2 separate regions of the Mus musculus genome follow, and region 1 is linked to region 2. A link is a loop called in an ENCODE intact Hi-C map of the cell type or tissue named here. Cell type or tissue: left cerebral cortex. All regions are shown on one strand. Links, peaks and the distances in the headings refer to the core of each region. The heading gives the core; the rest is flanking DNA.

Region 1 (2,806 bases), core at 111-2,610, 51 kb after region 2:
GAGTGGGAGAGAGGATGGGGTTAGAGGGTCCCCTCTACTTTTAGGGAGGAGAGAGAATGAGTGAATATTAGCTTTGTCTTCAAACCAGGCTTCTTGGCCTGTGGGGGAAAGTGAACAAGCCTATAATCGGTATGGCACATACAGAAATGGTTGGGATATACTGGTCCATCATGGCTGATGTGGTAGGGTGGGATAATGTCTACTGCAGGATGCTGACAATAGTTAAGTCCTTCTCTATGTAGCCTATGTAAGAATCTGCTAAGAAGCACATTCGCAACATGATCATGTTAGCATCTTTTTCTGAAGATTCTGACTCTGTGGAGTTGTGGTGACTCCTCACATGGCTGTTTTGAATTGAGTGAGCTCTTGGGAGTCTTCTGCACATAGAAGTTTGAAAAGCACTGCATTAAATGATATCAGTGAGAGCCTCTTTGCTCTGGCCTTCTCAGCCCTAGCTGTAGGTGAGTATCTACTTTCTCTAGGCCCCGCTGGCAAGTGGTATGGTAGCCCCGAATGTCCTGCAATGTCAGTCCAAATCATTGTCAAGATTCTGCTGTGGAAGGTTTTGTTGGCATGTGCAGAGATGGCAGAGGTCTTTCAGGAACCGTAAAGATTAGGAGGAGATAGCACACAGAAATTCAAATCTATAAACAAAAAGAGTCAGAATTGGTCTGGTATCTTGTTTGCATGAGAGAATGAGGAAGGATGGGGACTTGTTCATTAGTTTAGAGGGTTGTTTATGCAAGTGGAAGGCTTGAAGCACAGAGATGGAAGAGGGTGCAGAGAAAGGGACTTAGCAGAGCACAGATAGGAAGGTTGGATAATTGGGGAGTCTCTGTGCCTGGTGGTAAATTAGAGAAAAGAGTATGAGATGATGCCTAGGTTGTCTGTCTGAGTGCCCTAGTGGAAGGTGAAAGCATTTCATAAAGGATGACATTCAGGAGGAACTGATTTGAGGGGACACATGCAGTGTGGAACATCCATGTCTATAAATGGAGATGTTCTAAGTCATGGGTCAGTGACCTTCTACTGTAAAGGCCTGGTAAGCACTTCAGGCTCATGCCGGACAGATGGTCTTTTTGACTACCCAAACTCCTGTCATAGAGTATAAGTGTTCAGAGCTGGTGTGTAAGCAAGCGGGCATGGCTGTGTTCCAATAAAGCTTTATTTAGAAAAACAGGTGGTGAGCTAGATTTGGCTCACAGGACCCAGCTTGCCACTACCACTGTAAATATGCAGATGGGTAGCAGATGTAAGGATAACACAGGTACAGTGACTTGCATGTATCTGTCTACATGGTGTCCATGGAGACATGGATTCATATCTACTCTGTGCAAAGATTGTACTTCACCGTGATTTTTAAAATATATATTTATTTTTATCTTGTTATACGAATGTTCTGACAGGTGTATACATGCCTAGTCTGCATGGAAGTAGAAGAGGGTGCTGGATGCCCTGGAACTGGGTTACAGACAGTTATGAAGTGCCACTAACATTCTGGCAACCAAACAAGGGTCTCTGCAAGATTGCCCCATCCCTCATACCTATTTTTAAAAAAGAATTTCATTTCAAATTATTGAAAATGCTCTCTTTTGTTTTTAAGGAAACAAGCATAGTATATACATGGAAATCATAAAATGCACATTTTTTTTGTCCATTGGCTGAGCAGAAGTTAAAAACTACAGCAATAGCAAGAACTGAAAAAGCACAGAACCTCCAAAAATTATTCTAGTCGAAATGTGAACTAGCATATTTATGCTGAAAAAATCATTTTCTAGTCAGTTTGAATATGTAACAAGTCAAAGATCCAAGCATCATAGGATTTTACCCCAGGAAAAGCAAGTGACCATGCCCAGAGCCATGTGACTATGTCTGTCACTTAGCCGATAGCACTGAAACAAAACAAAACAGCCCACAAATCTGGGGGCCAACCAAGATGATTCGTTAAATAAAGGAGAATGGTATTTACTATGGATTAAATTACAAAATCAAGAGAAAGGGAAACTTACTGAATGGTACCACCATATGATGGCATTAAAAATGTGACATGAACCAGCATTTTTTACAGGGTCTCCATCCCATAAAGAGAGCCATGCAAAAGAAAACTGAGCTCTCAAAGTAGCACTTTCTGCAGCTGGACGAGGAGGAGGAGGAGGCAGAGCAATGTGCCCAGATGAGGAAGAACAAAGGGTTTGTCTGTTTGCAAGCTTGGTGACGGCCTGCAGATGTATAAAAGCTGGCGGGGAAGGGAATCCGCCTTTGTTGTTCTGTTGAAAAGATCTTTACATGATGACACAATTCAAGTCCTTACTGAATTAGTGATTTTGTATTTTCAAAACATAATTAATTCAGGACAACTATTCCAGTTTTTAAAAAATGTTCAAGCAGAAGCGCTCACTCTGTCATTAAAGGCCAAGGACCTGCACTCTATCCCAGTCCCCTGAACTCATAGAGAAATAAAGATGAGTGTTCTTGGAACCTAAGTGCTGAGGAGGCAGGGACATGCGGCTCCTGGGCCTTGGTCTAGCCTAACAGACTATCTCTAGGCCAGTGAAAGACTTTACACCCCTTCAAAAAAAGGTTGGCTCCTTCCTAAGGAATTGTCACATGATTTTGTCTTCTGCTGGCCACATGCACATGCAAACAAATGCATTACCCAACCACACACACACACACACACACACACACACACACACAAAGGTTTGTTTTAGGGACTTTCTGTCTAATCATTTTCCTCTTCATAGCACCTCTTCCTGGGGCTAAAGGCTACCTGGCTTCAGGGTTTTCTGGGAAGGACTCTGTAGAG
Region 2 (2,806 bases), core at 33-2,532:
AAACCACCACAAAACTCCTTTTCTTCACACAATTCATTTTAAGCTTCAAAATCCCTGCAAATCCCCAGTCTCCTTTTGCAGGCTGGTTCCCACTCCCCAGCCTTCCTCATCGCCCCCCTCAAAGGGAGAAAAAAGCATTTCTTCCAAGGACTGATAAGTCTTTGGCCGATGCTTAGCAACTGCATTCCTGGGCTGTAAGTAGCTGCAAGCCCCTTTGATGTGTCTGTCAGGGCAGATTTATTTTGTTTTAGCACATTGTCTACTTGTCCAGATGTATCGGGAGATAAAAAGAAGTCATGTTTACACTCCTCCTTCTCCTTCCTCTCTCTCTCTCTCTCTCTCTCTCTCTCTCTCTCTCTCTCTCTCTCTCTCTCTCTCTCTCTCTCCCTCTCTCTCTGAGATGTAATTAAATTGTGGATTTGATGAGTCTTGGGGAGTTCCACTTGAAGGAAACAGGAAGTGCCTGGAGTCAGGGAAAAAGGAAAACTTCTTTGGCAGTAGGGACACCTGACTTGGTCAAAAAATAGAGCCCAAGCAGCAGCTATGGCTCGGCTCCGGGAAGCTAGGGGCCTTGTTCTGAGTCTTTTGTCCCGTTTTTATGCAAGGTCCACACAAAGAGGGGCAATGTCCCTCCAGCCCTCCTGGGACTGTGTGTTCGTGAAACCTTCCTTGTTGCTGTATGCAGGCATGGACAGAAGACCTCTACTCTGTTCCCTCCTCCATCCTCTCCCCCTCTTCTTCCTTCCCTCTTTCTCCTCTCCCCTCCTTCCTCCCTTTCCTCCTTGTCCCCTATTCTGTTTCTCTCATTTTCCCTCTTCCATGTCTAATTTCTCTCATGTCAAGATACCACCCTATCACGTTTGTGGTGGCTCGTCTGTTGTCACTCAAAGCTAACACTGTCACTTGCCTGTTTCTGTATCCATGCAATCTCCCCTTCCCGGGGGGTTGATTCCCCTTGAAGTGTGGCTGCCATGCTTTCCGTCCTTTGCTGACCTGGGTTTCTTAATGTTCACATTTACTAACACCATTCCGCGTCCTGTTAATGACCTGCACCGACCAGGACAGGATATATAGTATTGCTGTAGACCGGCCGACAGCAGCGACCACAGTCTCTAATCTGCAGCACTGCCAGCTCTAGATTTACATCTCAAATAGGTTACACTACAGCTCCCCCTTCTGCTGACTGAGCCGCGCAGCACGAGGGCTGCATTGCAACCGGGCTCCGTCCCTAATAGCAGTCCTTAAGACCCTGTCTCCTGTCGTTGGAGGATCTGGCAGTGACTAATGGATGCTTCCCTGCACTCCTTTGGTCTTCATTTGGATTAAACATTTTATGATGCATTCATCAAAAAAATCACAGGTTGCAGGAGCAAGAGAGAAGTATAATAAAAGGCAAGCCCAATTAAGTGAGCCGTATGCTGCTTCACTTAGCATGGGGCCCAGTGGCCTCTTGTTGGAGCCCCAGCCCAGCCTGAGGACTCTGAATGCATCTTGGAAGCCACGGGCTCTGCTTTTGTTTCTATCACTTGTGGATCAGGCTGAACCCCGGGAAGGAAGTCTTCTTTTGTTCTAAACAACCTCTGATGACTCCTTTTGGCAAAGTGTGTGCTGTAACTTAAGCCCTTGCATGCAGCAAGAATCAACAGGGCCCTCCTTGAGAAGAGGCTGCCCATGAGGAATGGGGGTTGCAGGACCCTGTGTGTTCCACTCAGTGAGCATCAAGGGCTCTAAAGGGGTTATTTCCCTTAGAAAACAGTGTGCAGTGACTGGGAAGGCTGATACAAATGCTTTGCTACTTTGTTACGTTGTTTTGTTGTTTTATTTTTAACTTATTTTTTACTTTGTTGCTTTGAACCCGTGGAGACTGAAGGATGGTGTTTGTTTAGCATTAAATAAATGTATTTTATCGTGTGACAAGAATTTATTGAGACATTACTATGAGTCAGCTATTCAGGGTTGTGGTGACAAAATGTGTGGGGAGTTTGCAGTATAGCAGGGGACTATCACTAAGGCAGAGCATGCTGGAGAGAAAGCGTCAGGAGAAAGATTATTCTATTCGGTGAAGATCTCCGGATCTCAGGACTGAGCACCTGAAGGAATAGAAAAGCTGCCAGACAGGTTCCTGCTTGCCAAACAAGGGGAGAGGCAAGAGTCAGGCCTGCAAAGAAGGAAAGGCTGTGCCCTGGGGCCTTATTGGCCATGTTCAAAGCTTGAAATTCAGGCCAAACTTTACATGCTGTTTTAAGCAGAAAAGCAACTTTGTCAGATTTCTGTTTTAAAAGAACATTCTAAGGATTATTGCTTCAGCTAGGACTTTTGGGGTAGGCCAGGAACTCAGCCTCTAACTTGTCTATTTGTTTATTTGTTTGGGGACAGACTGTCCTGTATCTTAGGCAGTGCTCAGACTTGCTAGGCGGCCATGATGGTGTGGAACTTCTGATTCCCCTAACCTCGTCTCAAGCACTGGAATTATATGGCCTTGAGGCACCATGCCGGGTTTATGCAGTGCTGGGGACTGAGCTCCAGGCCCCATGCATGCCAGGCCAAGTACTCTGCCAGCTGAGCTTCGTCCTTAGCCCTCAAAGTGAGCTCTCCGGGGTTCTTTGGTGAAGGAAGGCGAGTGCGTGCGAATAGGGAGTTGTGGTGAAAAGCCAGTGGAATTAGTTTCATGCCGACCAAAGCCAGCACCCAGAGTCCCAAAATAAATTTTTTTTTAGTGTCGTTTTTCTCTTGGCTCGTTGTTGTTTCAGTGGGTTCACCTCCCCTTCTGTTTCCTGCCCCTGTGTCATTGGCCTCTCTGGACACC

What was found. A loop is a pair of places that touch in the nucleus more often than their neighbours do. Peaks named below come from ENCODE experiments on the same cell type or tissue, not always from the same donor. Only the 100,000 strongest peaks of a DNase experiment are listed, where the experiment ranks them.
Region 1: it touches region 2 in a loop (3-fold over the local background); 2 of 42 quality-filtered maps call a loop at or near these places.

The regions. Positions count from the first base shown.
Region 1 is chr14:22,858,663-22,861,468 of GRCm38, forward strand. The region is part of intron 6 of Lrmda (leucine rich melanocyte differentiation associated); the gene reads left to right. Among named protein-coding and RNA genes, the nearest start is that of Gm30926, 59 kb to the left of the region's middle. In left cerebral cortex, for the core only: no CTCF peak of the experiment used is centred there; DNase peaks (open chromatin) are centred at 1,193 and 2,182.
Region 2 is chr14:22,807,289-22,810,094 of GRCm38, forward strand. The region is part of intron 5 of Lrmda (leucine rich melanocyte differentiation associated); the gene reads left to right. Among named protein-coding and RNA genes, the nearest start is that of Gm30926, 7.3 kb to the left of the region's middle. In left cerebral cortex, for the core only: a CTCF peak has its summit at 1,180 (motif pointing left); a DNase peak (open chromatin) is centred at 1,165; H3K4me3 peaks cover 259 bases.